2 separate regions of the Homo sapiens genome follow, and region 2 is linked to region 1. A link is a loop called in an ENCODE intact Hi-C map of the cell type or tissue named here. Cell type or tissue: dorsolateral prefrontal cortex. All regions are shown on one strand.

What was found. Peaks named below come from ENCODE experiments on the same cell type or tissue, not always from the same donor. Only the 100,000 strongest peaks of a DNase experiment are listed, where the experiment ranks them.
Region 2: it touches region 1 in a loop (2.2-fold over the local background); 6 of 110 quality-filtered maps call a loop at or near these places.

Annotation. Positions count from the first base shown.
Region 1 is chr2:199,459,610-199,467,609 of GRCh38, forward strand. It overlaps a transcript of SATB2 not described here. Among named protein-coding and RNA genes, the nearest start is that of SATB2-AS1, 4.5 kb to the right of the region's middle. RefSeq lists enhancers at 1-211, 2,706-3,471. In dorsolateral prefrontal cortex, CTCF peaks have their summits at 13, 212, 3,998 (motif pointing left) and 4,197; DNase peaks (open chromatin) are centred at 112, 2,539, 3,972, 4,607 and 2 weaker places; H3K4me3 peaks cover 5,716 bases; H3K27ac peaks cover 8,000 bases; H3K27me3 peaks cover 7,101 bases.
Region 2 is chr2:199,258,235-199,266,234 of GRCh38, forward strand. No RefSeq gene overlaps it. Among named protein-coding and RNA genes, the nearest start is that of SATB2, 200 kb to the right of the region's middle. In dorsolateral prefrontal cortex, no CTCF peak of the experiment used is centred here; a DNase peak (open chromatin) is centred at 3,217.

The DNA of each region.
Region 1 (8,000 bases):
CCGCACACGTTGACTCTCCCTCCTAATCCCCAGGACCCCGAGGGCTCTCCCACATCTCCCGCAGCAAGAGCCACCGATCCCCCTTAAGAAGCGTTGACTGTACGGCGGCGCCAGAGGGCCAAACTAAGTTCGGTTTCGGGAAACGCTCTCGGGAGCAGTTCTGTAAATCCCTGCTGGGAGCAGAGACTGCGAAAAGCTGAGTCCGCCGATCGTGCCCGGGACAAGGCTGCCTTCCACTCGCCCTCGCCGCATCTACCTGGTAGGCGGCATGCGCACGGGCTTAGAGGCTTGAGAGCCTCTGGAAGAGAAAGGGTCCCAGGAAGGAAACCTGCCCCCGGCCTAAGTGTCGGCGCCCAGATCACCACGAACCCCGCACCTAGGCGCCGCCCACCAAGTTCCAAAGAAGTCCGAGGCGACCTGGGAGTCGGTCGGATCCCAGCCGAGAAAAGAAACAAGCAGGATAGCAATTCTTAGGGGAGCCACCCTGGGAGTTTTAGGCAGCGTTTGCCTTTCCCTGGTTTTCTTCACCAAGCCCCATCCTCCCCCCGCATACCACCCCCAGTCAAAAGAGTGGGAGAAAATGCACAGTTCGAAGTCGGTGAGAGCAAAAATGGGTCTAGTAAATCAACCCGTGGTGGTAGCTAAAAGGTTTGGGGCTGCAAAGAAACAAACTGTAAGTTTTGAGCAACAAACTTTTTCTTCAATCTGTAATATGTCGAAATGGGAAGGGGGTGTTGCAAAAGCCAACTACCACTGTCAAACTTAGCCCGTTTACAACATGGGGAAAGGCGTATTTCTTACTAATATCTCAACAACGATAACAATGCTGTATCCTTCCTTACCTTGATGTTGAACTGCGAATCCTCCTCCGGATCAATGTCCAGGAACTTAGAAGAATTGGTGATATTAGGAGTTCAGTACTTCTGGAAAAAAATGCAAATGGTTTAGCCAGGATCTTTCCTGTCTGATTCGTCACTATTATTATATCTGATGATGCGAATGGTTGGAGCGATTCAATCCTAAGTCATTAATGAGCTATTTTATAAACACCACTGTCTGAAGATCTTCATTTACATTTTGCTAAGGATCACTTCGCTAACCTCACAGGCTTGTGTCAACAGCATGATTTGCAGGACTTCAGTTACACTCTTATAAACAACACGGCTGTATTGTTAATCGGTTAATATTTTATAAAGTGTAAATATTTTATTATGTTTTGAAGGGAACTATTGATTCTAAATTATTAAACCCCTGAGAAGGACTATTTAAATGAAATATACAATTAAGTACAATTAAATGTACATTGTGGTTAGTTTGTTTTCAGATTCTGCACCCTTTTAAATTCATTGCTTTTCTCTTTACTGGAGTTTCCTCTTGTCCATTTCTGATACTGAAAAAAATCTATCATGTTAGGAAAAAGCCTAAATTATTTAAAGTTGCATTAAACTTAGAGGAAAATGTCAAATACGATTAATTATGACCAGAAATGTATTTTGGATGTTTGTAGAGTTGTATTTCATATCACATTTTACAAATTTCTTCCGATTTAAAGGAGAGTTCTAGGAAGTTTTGTGATCTATGTCCGGTGTGGGTTTTTGTCCTCTCGAGTTTTGTCTCTAATAAAGGCCTTTTTTGTTTCAAATTACATACGCTTTTTACTGCACAATTTTTGTATTGACCTTATTTCAACTGAAGCGATTATTTCCAGCAGGTTTAATTTCGACAATAAGATATATTTTAATAGTTTTACCTTTCGCTAGAATTTTGTATTGTTTAAAACAGTAAATGAATAAATTTGCTGATGATTCAAGAATATTTGTTTGGTTTCGTTTTGTATCCCTCAAAAGGTTTATTTCCAAACTTTTTAAAACAAAATCACGAGAAAAGAGTTGTTTTAATTACGTTTGATTTTTAAAAATACTTTTATCTAAAACCCATTTTGTGCATTAGGAGATAGTTTGCTTCCATGCTCAAAACATGGAGTTCACATCTGGGGGACATTTTTATCCCTCAGTTTCCTTCTAACTGACGTTTTTGTCGGGAATCTGCTCAGACTTTTCCCCTTTTCTTCACCCACCTCCCAAGTTTTCCTTATGTAATTTAGTAAAAGGCCGCCTGTTTTTCACAAACACGGATTTGTTATTTTAAAAATCAATAGATCTTTATATGCTAGTGTTAAAGGTGTATGGTTTTTCTTATTTCCATCTTCTCTCCTTTTCTCTCTGTCAGGCCTTCTTTTATGGCCTGCACTCTAATGACGTTTCTTGATTTCTCTTTGTCGACACCAAGTTTTTGTTGTGCGTGCTTTCGACCCTGGTCAACCTTCCTTCCTAGAGGCCCGCTCCGGACAGCGTAGGCCTGGGCGCCTGGGTGGAGGGTGCAGGGTGCCGGGCGCGGGACTTCGGCTCTCGCCTGGGCCATCCCGGGCTCTGAGGGCCCGGCATCCATCCCCAAGGTCCATGGCTTTCAAGTTCGGTCACCCAGGCAGAGAGACCCTGCCTTTTAAAGAGCCCTGGAAAGTTGCGCCGCGTTTTCCCTCAACCCTGGAACACGCAGGGAAAACTATGGGAATCGCCCGCGTCAAAAGCTTTCGACGGCTTCTAGGAACCCAAGCGGGCCTGCCTCTTCCCCTGGAGCTTGCCCTCCTGGGGGCGGGAGGAGGGCGGGAGGGAATCATTTCTTTCAAATGAAGCCCACGCCAGCTCTGAAGCCAATTTCCGCCGCGGACTGTCCGTGGAGAGTTGGCGACCAACACTTTCTCGGACGGCATAACCGCGAGGGGCTTAGACTGGAAATCAGATGCGCCAAGAGGACAAGAGCCAGGGGCCAGAATACCCCAGTGGGGGACGCGCCTTGGAGGACGGTTCGCCCAGGGTGGGCTTCAGCCCTTTCCCAGAGTGCTCCGGGCGTCTGGGGACTGACCGGAGCGCAGGGCGGGGGACACTTACTTCGTTATCCGCACGCCTTCCTCGTTGGCATCAGAGCCGGACAAATCCCAACCCGCGCCAGGCAAAGATAAATGACTCCTGGCTCCCCCGGCAGCTCAGGGGGTCTGGGCGGGGGCGGAGAGGGAAGGAAGCCGTCGGCCGCCGGAGGTAGAGACTGTGGAGGTCCTCCTCCCGGCCCCAAGCGAATGAGCCCCTGCGGCCCGAGCAGAGAGATACGCCTCAGAGGGACGACTGATGGGGAAGGATGGTGGGCAACGAGTCTGCGCTAGGCGGTGAGCCTAGCACCCCAGAGGCCCGAGGGTCTGGGGCTAGTGGGGCCGACCGTTCAGGAGCCGGGTGGGCGGGAAGGGAATTGCCAAGGTCGGCCCAGGAGCTGCCTCAGGCGAGGACGGGGAGCTTTCTGCACTGGGCTTCCCGGGGTAGGAGATGGGCGTCGGGTGTGGGCACTGCCTGCCCTGGGGGAAGAAAGCGAGGAGATAGGTTTCAGAGCTGGGGGAGTCGTTGGTGGGAGATCTGGTGTCCCTTCGGCGGCCGCGGGCCGGGGGACCGGGGAAGACGGAGGGTCCTGCGGCCTGGAGCACCACCCTACCACACCAGGCAACGCCCCCCGGGGCGCCCTTCATTCTTTTGCAGAGCCCAGAACTTAATAGGTGGGTCCCCTTCTGCAACCACGCTGCGAGAGAATGACTGCCCTGCTAATCTAGTTTACTTGTAGAAATCGACTGTAAACCGGGACAACAAGGCAAGGGTGGGGGAAGAAAAGGAAGCGCCGAAGGAGCCGCCGCTGCGTCCCCGCCCCCAGCTCGGAGCTGCCGGGGTTGGGGCCCCGGGTGGCGCTCCCGACCCGCCGCGTTTTCCTTAGGGAAACACCGAGTGAGGCAGAGGATCTCAGGCCCAAGGTGGCTGCGAAGAGCCCCGAGGCCTCGGCTTGGCGTCAATGTCCCGCCACCCTCGAGCCCGGGTCACTGCCCGGGTCCCGGCCCGGAGCCCCAGCGTCCTCTCCCGACAGCGCCACCGCGTGGGCTGAGGCCGAAACCTTCGGCGCCGGCTCTGCCGGTCGCGTCCCGGAGCCAACCCTTCCGCGTCGCCTGCAGTCCACGGGTTAAGGATGTGGCGGGGGATGGGCAGGTCCCTGGCCCAGGGTACCACCGGGCCACTCAACACAAAAACGCCCTGGCGCGTGCAAAATACGAACGCCCACAGTTTGTCCCAACCCCTTGAAATGAAAAGTACACCTGGAAAGCCCAAGATAGCACCCGGTCCGCACCCCAAATTTCAGGCAGGCCAGCAGGCGTCCAGAAATCCGCTCCCACCCCTCGTAGGGGCAGGCAAGCTCAGGCAGCCGGGTGCAAGGGGGCCCAAACCGCAGTTGCCTCCCGAACGCTTTGAGGCTATGGGCCCACGCCGGTCTTGAACCAAGCGGAGAGGGCGAAAAAGCCCGCTGCGGGACCCACGGTCCCAGACACCTACTGGAGCCAGGGACGAGGGGGGCAGTGTATCCGGCGGCCCAAACTCGTAAGGAGTGGGGGCCAACTTAGAGGGCTTCCCGAGCTGGCGCCTCGCCTGTTTTCTCGGTATCACGAATCCCCTCGGACACCGTTTCAGTCCGTCAAGACCTTGGCCTCCGGGAAAGGCCCAAGTGACTGTGACGGCGGCGACTCGGGCTCAGTTCTCCCCCACCCCGTGGTGCCTTCCCTCCCCGCCCTACAGCCAAGCCCAGAGGAACAGGGCATCGCCTCGCGCGGTCCCGGAGCCACATCCGGACTTGGGAACCCCGTGTCGGGCTTAGAGGACTTCACTGGGCGGGTTGGGGTTTATTTTCAATAAATTCAGCTGTTCACATACACCCCCACCACCATTTCCACGCGCGCGCGCGCACACACACACACACACACACAGAGGGACTTGTCAACTATTGAGACAGCGACCCAGAAAGGTGTAAATTCACCTGGTGCCCACCCAATTGCAAAGCTCCCAGACCCACACAAAACACTAGCGAGCCCTGGAGGTCTGAGACGCCCCGCGCCCGACTCACGGCGCGAACACCAGCGCTCCGGCCGGGTCGCAGGGGCCGGTGCCCAGCGGGCCGGGGTCTGGCGAGCCAGGCAGCGGGCCGGCTGAGCTCCTGCGCCCCGCGGTCGCGTGGCCTACTCGCCTACTCCCTTATTATTGGCTGGGACCTGTTCCTTTCCAAAGTGTGATGCCCGGTGTCCTACCCTAGGCCACGCGGAGCTCTCTCCCGGCGTGTCGGGCCCTGCGCCCCTGCCCAGTGGCTCACCTCGGCTCGCTGCGCCCGCCTTCGCCCCAAGTGCCCAGGACGGAGCGAGGGGCTGTGGGTCGGCGCAGGGACGCTGGCTGCTCACCTCCAGGAGCCGACAGAAGGTGCCTTCGGCGTCACGCGTCCAACCCTGGGGCTGATTTAAATAACTAATAAGCTCAGAGAAATTTTACGAGGGGAACTTTTCCTTTTAGTATCAATAAAGCCTAGTAATTGGGTTTGTTGGTTACCTAAGCTCGAGTTCGACTTTCTCAGTCTCTCTCTCTCTCTCTCTTTCTCATTCAGAGGCAACGTTTTCAAAAACCGGCAATTGCGTGTGCGTTTGGGGTGTGCAAGTGTGAGTGTAGATGTGTGAAAGTTATTTGTTTCAGCAGTCCTTGTCTCGAGAGCAATCATCATTGTAGCTTTGAGTGAAGAGTTTTCAAAGGTGAACTGTTGTTATTTCTGTCAACAGAAAACTGTTGACAACCATTCAAGTCTCACAATACAAGTATAATATAAGGGAGGGTGGAATATCTAAAGACTGTCCCGTTGGATATGACAGAAAGACATCTGCAGTGTTTCCCTAATAGTTTGCATTTTAATTAACTTTCATTACATTCTGACTTCCACTCAATATCCGTTGTTTTCAGTAAAGACTTCTATATGATAAAACGTTGTAATTTTTGTTCTGGTTTTCCAATCTTCTTGAAAACCAGTTCTTAATTGTAAGGAATTTTTCCACCTGGGAACCATGCCGTAATTTAAAAATATAAAAGACCTTTCATGAACAATAACTGCAAATAACCCATTTGTTAGTGTCTGCGGAGTTGCTGGCACCTATACAAAGTCTCTGAAATATAAAGGCAATCTAAGAATGTTTCTCTCCAACCATAGTGATATATACTTTTTTCGTTTTTGTTGTGTGGAAGTTAAAAACACTTTTAAAGTTACTTTTTAGAAAAGTGTTGTGCTAAAATTTACCTGAACTTAAATTCCTTATCAATGTTAGCCTAACGAAATGAAGAGTATTTCTGAATCAGATTATTGTTAGAGTCATATGCTAAATAGTAAAGGAAAAGAAATGGGAATTAAAGTTTGCAAACCAAGACCAGGGAAAAGTCGGCTCCAGAAGTTACCAGGAACCCACCCAAACCTGTGCACTCATATCTCCTGTATTTACATATTATAGACAACTTTTCCTTTCCACTTTTAGCTAGAAAAGTGGTGGGCTCCCCTTAGTTCGTCTCGTTTTATGCTGTAAGACCCAAAGTCTGCTGAGGGCTGCCCCTGCCAGGTAACTTCCGGAGACCCGGAGTTACTTGGAGACAGACCCGGCCCTTTGCACATTCCAAGTGAAGGACGTCTCGCGCATTCTTCCCAGAGCTACCACACACCTAACCTCTTCTGGACACCCAACAGCTGGGGCACTGGAGCACCTGACCCTACTCAAGATCATCCCCCAGCCCTTGCCGGCACTTAGGGACAGCAGAATCTGAGCTGTGGGTGTACATACTCCCCATTTTCTGCTTTCCCAGAGGATCACAGACAACTTTTCTTCCCATCTGCTCCCGCTGGACTCCTATGATCACCCATCATCCCCAGTTGTTGCTATCTCTGAGCTCTTGGTGACCAGCCCTTGTCCCCCAAGCTGACCAAGTTGAGAGAGTACTTGTCCTCCCAGCACTGTCTCTCAGTATCAGGAAGTTGAGATCAGTGGCAGGGAAAGATGGAAGGATTGGCAAGGAAAGTGCAGGGCCAAGTAGAGTAGCTCAGAGCCTCAGCAATGGGCACCTGTCCTCCCCCAAACAACCTGTGGTCTCTCCGGCTCCCTGCTTTTCCACCATTGGTCCCATCCTGGGCTACCAGCCTCCACTGAGCTGCTCTGGGAACTTAGGGTGTCTCACATTACTTCCCTGCTATGGCATATTTTGGTTTCAGTTGAGCTATTTTCTGAAGATGTGGATACTCCAGTTTTATTCTTTTTCTGTCTGTGTCTCAGTACTCTTTTCCTTTTTTAAGAATGTTCCCCAAGCCTGGCTTTTGCCAGACCCTGTGCCATCTCCCCAAGCTCTATTTACAAGAACAAGAAGTGATTTGTCTGTTTATAGCAGGTTTAATTAAGACAGTTATGCGCCGTGAACTCTTTGGGCCTCAATCAATGCACTTAGATTTGGAAACTCAGATAGAATCACATCTTACACGTGCGGCCCCGGCTGGCCGCCCAGGCTGAGGACAGAGCTATTGTTTTCTACATCAGCCTCACTGGAACTGGGCAAGTCCCCTGCAGAACTGGCACCCCCTGCTCCTCCCAAGAGACCTCAAGTCAGGTCTCCCGGCCAGACTCAGGCCTTTCTAATACAGGCGTGAAGGGCGGGACGCCCAGAGCCCTCTTGTTGGCCGGTGGCTAAGGAGCCAGGTGGATAACTTCTGCGGATTCGGCTTTCAGGCTGCTGGAGCTCTCCCCAGCCCGAGGCCTTAGCCCAGCGCAATCCCTTGTCCAGACCGGCCAGTTTCCGCGTGGCGAAAAAGGGGGAGGCAAGTGTGTCTTTTCCAAGGAGCTTTTATCCAACAGCCTCCCCTCCCCCCAACTCTCAGCCTTAGGTGCCGGGCTTCAGCCGAAGCGTTTTTCAAATTTGTCATCATTGGAAACCTCGGACAAGTGGAGTGTAAAATTTTGAGGGTTTCCAGGTAGGCTCTGACTTCAGGCATTCAATGAAAGGGGAAGAGGGCTGAGGGCGGGGGAGAGAGACAAGCACAGAGGGCTCCCTGTAGTCGGCAGGAATTCCCTCCCT
Region 2 (8,000 bases), 200 kb before region 1:
GCTGTGAACAATCTACATAATCAGATGATGTGGTCCCAAATATGAACTTGGGGAAATCTTTGATTTCTCCAGAAGGATGTATTTGTCTGTGTGAAGAAATTGTATTCAGTTTAATTTTTAATGACTTGCTACTAAAATTCCTATACTCTCCAAATGTAGCTTTCTGGGTAATTTGAGGTTGTCACCTTTTTCTCATTTAGAAGTACAGGATTAATTCAGTAGTTATGAGTAGACATCAGAGATGATGCTGAGCCTCCTACTGGCCAGGGCAAGAAAGGGAAACTCAAGAAATTCAGTTGTTCTCACTATCAGATAAAGAAAGTAGCATACCCAAATTCCACTGGGGAAACAATGATCATCTTTTTTACTTTAAAATCAAAAGGAAATTTCTTGTATGAAATTTCACCTGGGAGCCACTGAGGCATCATAGACAACCATTGCATCAATAGTTTATAGTAAATGTAATGGCAATACATGGCAGCACTTTCCTGCAAAATCCTTTAGAAAAAGCAAAGCCCAATTGAGCTAATTCTGAGAAGGCCGAGCAAATTTGGGGATCTTTTGGTGCCTGACTTAAAGGACAGAACTTCTGGGAAAGTAAATACTCAGCCTAGTCCTCAGACTGGCAGTTTCTAGATGTCATCTGCAGTCAGCTTCTAGGTGGTGACAGAGTTTTTTCTGCTCCCCAGAAAAAGGAGGGGAAAAAAGGGTAAGACATACATATTTCACAGCAAATTGGTTCACTTTCCTCACTTGAATAGGATTATGCTTTATTTTGTTGTATTTTTTTAAAGACAGGGCCTTGCTTGGTCACCCAGGCTGGAGTCCAGTGGCACAATCATAGCTCATGGTAACTTTGAACTCCTGGTCTCAAGCAATCCTCCCAGATTCAGCCTCCCCAAGGTGCTGGGATTCCTTACAGGCATGAACCACCCTGCCCAGCCCAACTATAGTTTATTTTAAGATGATGTCCTTCCAACTTTGGGAGGAGTTAAAAGTGCTTTGTTTGATGTGATAATGGTAGAAAATATGGTAGTTTTATATTTTGTATTGCTTGTTGAGTGTCTTTATTTGCCAGTATGAACTTGACAAGTCCTTATTGGCCCCCAAGCCTGAGGAGTGGCTATTACTGGTCCAAGAAGTCCCAAAATCTGGTAATGACAGCCATGGACTATATTCCCAAAATAGCATTTCACAAAGTAATAGAGGTAAGTGTCATACTTGCAGATGGGACCTTGGCAGGAGTACCCTTATCCTATTAGGGTGCTGAAGATGCCAAGGCCTCCCCAATATTCCCAGTACAGTAAGCTTCCTGAATGCCACCAGAATGGGTCTCAAGGATATCTGCATGAATCAACTTCAGGTGTGCAAGCTTGCAGATATATACTGGTTAAAACCCCATTGTTCTACTATCTGAGTGCAGAGGTTTTCAAAGCAATGTTATGTGTAAACTGTCTGTGATGTAAACAAGTTTCACTTAAGGCTTGACAATCTTTCTGATATTAAACACCCCAACTTGATGCTGGTCCATGGTGGAATTAGTTACAAAATGTATTCTCCCACATAATCTAATGAGTTGGTCTGCCATCTGGAAATATTTAGTAGTGTCCAACTGAATATAGAAGAATGATTGATGGAGGTGATTTACCCTTGATCAAGTTCATACTGAGTCACTCTTACAGTCACTCTTAGTCAAATAAGACTAAGTATTATTTGATGCTACTTCTAGTTTCTCCTGGTAAAAGCAGGCATCAGTACCTCAGAGGACACTTACTTCCCCATCCACGGTGGATCGACATTATTTCACCTTGGATTTTAGAATTTTTTGGTTTACAAATTACCTACCTACTGATATTTTTCTCAAAGGCAAATACCATGACTTCGACGAACAGTCTCATATTTTTAAAAAATGAATGCTTTGTACCAGGAATCATCCTTGGTAATGGGAATACAAAGATATTGCAGGAAAACTATCATTTAATAGGCAGGCACTCTGCTTTATATGGGCACACACACACACACACACACACACACATTGCAAGGGAGGTATTATTTTCCTTTTGTATATATATACATATATAGCTCCAAATTACCGAAAACTAGGAAGTAGAGTAGATCTATTTCTAGATAGATACCAGCCCTTTCTGATTTCAAAGCAACACTATGTTGTTCTAATAAGGCATAGTATCTTTCCTCAAAGAGTTCGAAGTCTAGTGCATTTGGCATACTTTTTGGGCCCTGAGCACCTCTGTCTGTTTTTTCTATGTTTAGAGAATTTCCTACCTATGAGTCCAAGACAGAAGACAGAAACGCACTTTCCCAGCCTTCCTTACATATGACTTAGGCTCCTTCAATCAGGACTTTTATTTGGAAGGGAATGGAAAAAAAAATGCACCATGTGAATTCCATTTCACTAAGGGCAGTGGCAGAGCCATCCGGGTTTCAGAGGCAGCAGGGGCAGAGGTTTTGAGATGGCATTCAGTGCCCAGGAGCGTGGGACCAAGATCTGGTGCTTGTGCTCCGTGCTGCAGCAGCTGTCTCCCCTGGAGTCATCTTAGATATAGATCCTAATGTCTAACCCAGATTTTCTGACTTACCTGGAAATTCTCTGGGCCTTCTAATAACTTTTAGTAAATTTTTTTTTCTGCTTAACTAGTTAAATTTAGTTCTATTGTTGTCAACTAAAGGTCGTGACTTTATTTCCCTCACAATGGCTTCAATATAATAGACATTTCATAAATCTACTTTGTTGGTTGACAAATGAAAAAAATGATTTAACAGAATAAATTAATAGAAGATAAACTTTCTAGGCTCTTATACATCCTTGTCACCCTCTGTTTTTTGAATATATCTCAATTTATCAACATCCTTCCAAAATATGTCATCCAGAACTAAAAACAATGTTGCAATGTGGCCTGATTAGTATTGAAGAGTATAGGGTGATCACCTTTCTTGGTTTAAGCTGTATATCTCTATTCATGCAGTCTGAAATGACATAAGCATAAGCTCTCTTAGTAGCTGTATCACATGATTAAGAAAGAAAGCCTGAGAACTTATAGGATTTAGTAATCAATATTCAGTATGAGCCTAAATATGTGAGGTGGTTACTAGAAGAGTCAATTCAGCTTTAGATGGCGCCAATAACAGGGGAAAAGAGAACTAACCAAAAGCAGAATGGGCTGAGTTCCAAACTCATAAGTTCCTAGTCATGAAAGAACAAAGACTGCATGGCCTCCAGCCAAGGATGCCTGAAAAGGAATTTCTGCTTTGAATAAGAGGATGTGCAGGATAATAAAGCCCATGGTTCTGTGATTCTGTCTTCCAAGACAACACAGAATCACAGACTATGAATTACCTGAATGTGGGGCTTACAAATGTCAGTTGTGGAGGTTCTTGAGGTCAAGGCACTTGTAACTCAAATACCTTGATTATGCATTACAGAAATATTCAGATGAAGTTTATCCCTATAAGGCAATTTAAATATTTAATCCTGGCTGAAGTTGGGAAAATTTCAAAATCCAACAAAGAGAAACTGCTATGAAATGTACCCCATTCATCAAATATTTGTTAAAAGGGAGGGAAGAGCTTTGTGCCCTATTGGTGTTTTCAATGGGGTGAGGAAGCTGACAATAAATAAAAACATGAAACATAAGTAAATTATAGAGTATGTCAGAAGCTATGAAAAAGAAAATGCAGGACAGAATAAAAAGAATCCAGAAGGCAGGTGAGTTTGCAATTTTACATGAGTGATCAGCCTAGTTCTCATTGAGAAGATGATTTTTGGGCAGACTGGAGGGAATTGAAGAAGCCAGCCATGGGGCTGTCTGGGAAAAGAGCTTTCCTGGCAGAGAGAAGAGCTAGAACAAAGGCCTGAGGCAAGAGTGGGCCTAGTGTATTCCAGGGACAGCAGGGAGCCAGTGTATCTGGAGCCCAGTAAACAGAGGAGAGAGAATTAAGGAGAGGAGGTCAGAGAAGGGTCAGATCATGTAGGGCCTTGCAGGTCATTGTAAGGACATTGATTTAATCCTGAAGAGGTGACAGGGTCAAGCAGGAGACTTGTGTGGGGGCTGTTGCTACACTCCAGGTAAACAGTGATGGTGGCTGTGATCAAGCTGGTAGTAATGGTGGCGGTGAGAGGTTGTGAGATTGTGAATATATTTAAAAGGAAAGCTAACAGGACTTTGTTGTGGGAAGTCAAGGACCCCGAACGGAGGGACCAGCTGGAGCCGCGGCAGAGGAACATAAATTGTGAAGATTTCATTTTAATATGGACATATATCAGTTCCCAATTAATACTTTTATAATTTCTTATGCCTGTCTTTACTTCAGTCTCTGAACATAAATTGTGAAGATTTCATTTTAATATGGACATCTATCAGTTCCCAAAATTAATACTTTTATAATTTCTTATGCCTGTCTTACTTTAATCTCTTAATCCTGTTATCTTCCTAAGCTGAGGATGTACGTCACCTTAGGACCACTATTGTGTTAACCATACAAATTGATTGTAAAACATGTGTGTTCGAACAATATGAAATCAGTGCACCTTGAAAAAGAACAGAATAACAGTGATTTTAGGGAAGAAGGGAAGACAACCATAAGGTCTGACTGCCTGCGGGGTCAGGCAGAATAGAGCCATATTTTTCTTCTTGCAGAGAGCCTATAAACAGACATGCAAGTAGGAGAGATATCACTAAATTCTTTTCCTAGCAAGGAATATTAAGACCCTAGGAAAAGAATTGCATTCCTCGGGGGAGGTCTATAAATGGCCACTCTGGGAGTGTCTGTCTTATGCGATTGAGATAAGGACTGAAATACGCCCTGGTCTCCTGCAGTACCCTCAGGCTTACTAGGATTGGGAAACCCCAGCCCTGGTAAATTTGAGGTCACACACGTTCTCTGCTCTCGAACCCTGTTTTCTGTTGTTTAAGATGTTTATCAAGACAATATGTGCACCGCTGAACATAGACCCCTATCAGGAGTTTCTGGTTTTGCCCTGGTCCTGTTTCCTCAGGAGCATGTGATCTTTGTTCTCCTTTTTGCCCCTTGAAGCATGTGATCTTTGTGACCTACTCCCTGTTCGTACACCACCCCCCGCTTTTGAAATCCCTAATAAAAACTTGCTGGCTTTGCAGCTCAAGTAGGCATCACAGACCTACCGATATGTGATGTCACCCCCAGAGGCCCAGCTGTAAAATTCCTCTCTTTGTACTCTTTCTCTTTATTTCTCAGCCGGCCGACACTTATGGAAAATAGAAAGAACCTATATTGAAATATTGGGGGTGGGTTCCCCCAATAGGACTTTCCTGACAGATTAAATGCCATTGTGTTAAAGAAAAAAAATAAAGGGCAAATCCAAGGCTTTAGGCCTAAGCCACTGGAAAGCTGGAGTTGCCAACAGGTGGGAGGAACAGTTCAGGGAAGAAGAGGAGGTTGTCTGGGGCCATGTGAAGCATGCCAGGCATGTGGAGGAGTTGAATCGGCAGTGGAACCTACTGGTTTGGAGATGTAGGAAAGGTCTAGGCTACAGACAGAAATTGTAGTGTGGTCAGCATTTGGATGCATTTAGTGTCATGATGCTGGATGAGGAAGGAGAGTAGATTTGGGAAAAGGAGGATGAAGGGAAGAACCCTGGATCGTCTTGGGCATAAAGGCTTGGAGAGAAGAGAATCAGCAAAATACATTAAAAAAGAACAAGAATGAGGCAGCAGAAAAACAAGCAAGTGTGGTGTCATTAATGTTTAAATATCTAATTTTGAAGACCTCAGAAGGCTACTAAAACACCTCATTCATTTTGTTTGCAATTAAGAAAGAAAATTATATTATAGCTCTTGCCAGGAAGAAGGAACAGGAGGAAGGGAGAGATGGAGAGAAAGGGACTGTAATGAAAGAGAATCAAAGAAAAAGTGGGAGAAGGAGAAAAGGAGAAAGTGTAGCATAACAGCCCTTTATCCTTAAAGATTTTAAATCACACAAAAAAATTTAAATGTAAGACTTAATCCTACTCTGAAACTCATCTGAACTATTTTTAAGTCCTCTGTAACATTTGATTATATCCTGCTTTTTTTCTCCCTGAGAAAGAGGGAGGAAGGGAAGGAAGGAATTACGCTAGATGCTTCCACATAGTTATTTTGTTTAATTATGACAACCTTGAAATATATAAGTCATTAGCCCTATTTTATACTTTTGTTTGTTTTGGAAGAGACAGGGTCTCACTATGTTGCCCAGGCTGGTCTTGAACTCCTGGCCTCAAGTGATCCTCTTGCCTTGGCCTCCCAAACTGCTGGGATTATAGGTGTGAGCCACTGTTCCTGGGCCTGTTTTATGGATGCAGAAACTAGGGATTGAAAAGTAACTTTTTCAAGCTGCAATATTAGTAAAAAATAGAAACTAGAACAACTCATTGCCTCCACACAATCAACTAGAAACAAATTAAAGTTGTAAAGATTTTATTTTTTCCTTACCTTTTCCTTAAGGGTAGATTCCTAGGATTGCTCAGTTCAAAGTTGACACTGAGTCTCCCCTGATTCCCTCAACCTGTGTTATTTTGTGTTTACATGGGATTATGCTTGTTAATGGATAGTGAATAAATTATAGTTATCTCTTTAATTAATCATTGCTCTGCACTATTTATTACATGGCTAATGGAATATTTTTGTAATTATTTCCCCATATGTGAAGGTAACACTTTAAGCCTTTTTAAATGTCACCAAAGAAGCTACTTCTAGATTCTTTGGGACAGTTGTACTAGCAGATCATGGTGTTTTCTAAAAATAAGCTTTCCCTCAGAACAAAACTCAATCAGAAATGTCATACTTGAACAAGATTATGAAAAAGTGTGTTAAGAGATGTCAAATCATCATGACATATAAACCATGCTGGTCAGCGAATTAATGCTCAGTTTATACATTCTTTCTAGGACATTCTAGGATACAAAAAGAGAGGTGGTGTGATACTGGGGAGAAAATGCAGACCTTGCTTTAGAACCTGGCTCTATTATTTCCCAGCAATACTGAATTTGCAGGATTCCAAATCACCTCCCTTCATTGCACCCTTCATTCATTGTTCCTGTCTCCGACTCAATATGCCAGTCCTAGACATGCTCATTCAGAAGACACATTGTCATACCTATCCCCACACAGCCCCATGTCTCCTCCACCTGCCTACCCACCCCTGTTCTCTGCATGGCCAAATGCAAAGACCTCAGGCCTTGCTGTTCTCTTTAAAGAATCACACCCATCCCCAAACTTGCTGAGCTATTGCCCAAATCTCTCTTAATTACTTTTGATGTAGTCCCCTAGAATTTATCCTTCTCCACTCACTTTGAAAAGATGGGTGGAAGGTAGAAATAAAGCAAAATGTACCCAATTCATAAATGTCCACTTTTCCATGGTAAGCATTTCAGACACAAATTAATGTATTTAACTTCACTCTCAGGGATCCTTGAAGTGGCATTCTTTGGGGTGATAGAAAACAAAAATCTTATATACTAATCAATTTAAATGTATCCAGAACTGCTTTGATTCTGCATTACAAATCAAGGCCACTAATGGTGTTCAATAAATATATTTGCTGAATAGATTGAGTTGGTCATGCATTCTTGTGGTCGTACCACAAGCCTTAATTAAATATGTCTGTAATAACTATATAAAAGCTTAAATGTTGCTTTATTTCATCAGGACCTCTGAAAGTTAATAAATACAATTAATCAAAGTTAGATCACTACTTGGCACTTTCTGATGACAAACGTAATATTTTCATAAACTTTACCACTTTCAAAGCATCTTATGCCACTGGATTCTCCATAACCCTGTGAGCGTCACTATGCCCAATTTTTAGTTGAGGAACATTAGGCTCAAAGTCGTAATTTGCCCAACATTACACAGCCAGGGAATGGTGGAGCCACCATCAGAACTCAGATATTCTGGATCCCAATTCCCTTCGAAGTTTAGGGCTTTTCCTTATTAATATCATCTGCCACGTTCACCCACCACAGTCCG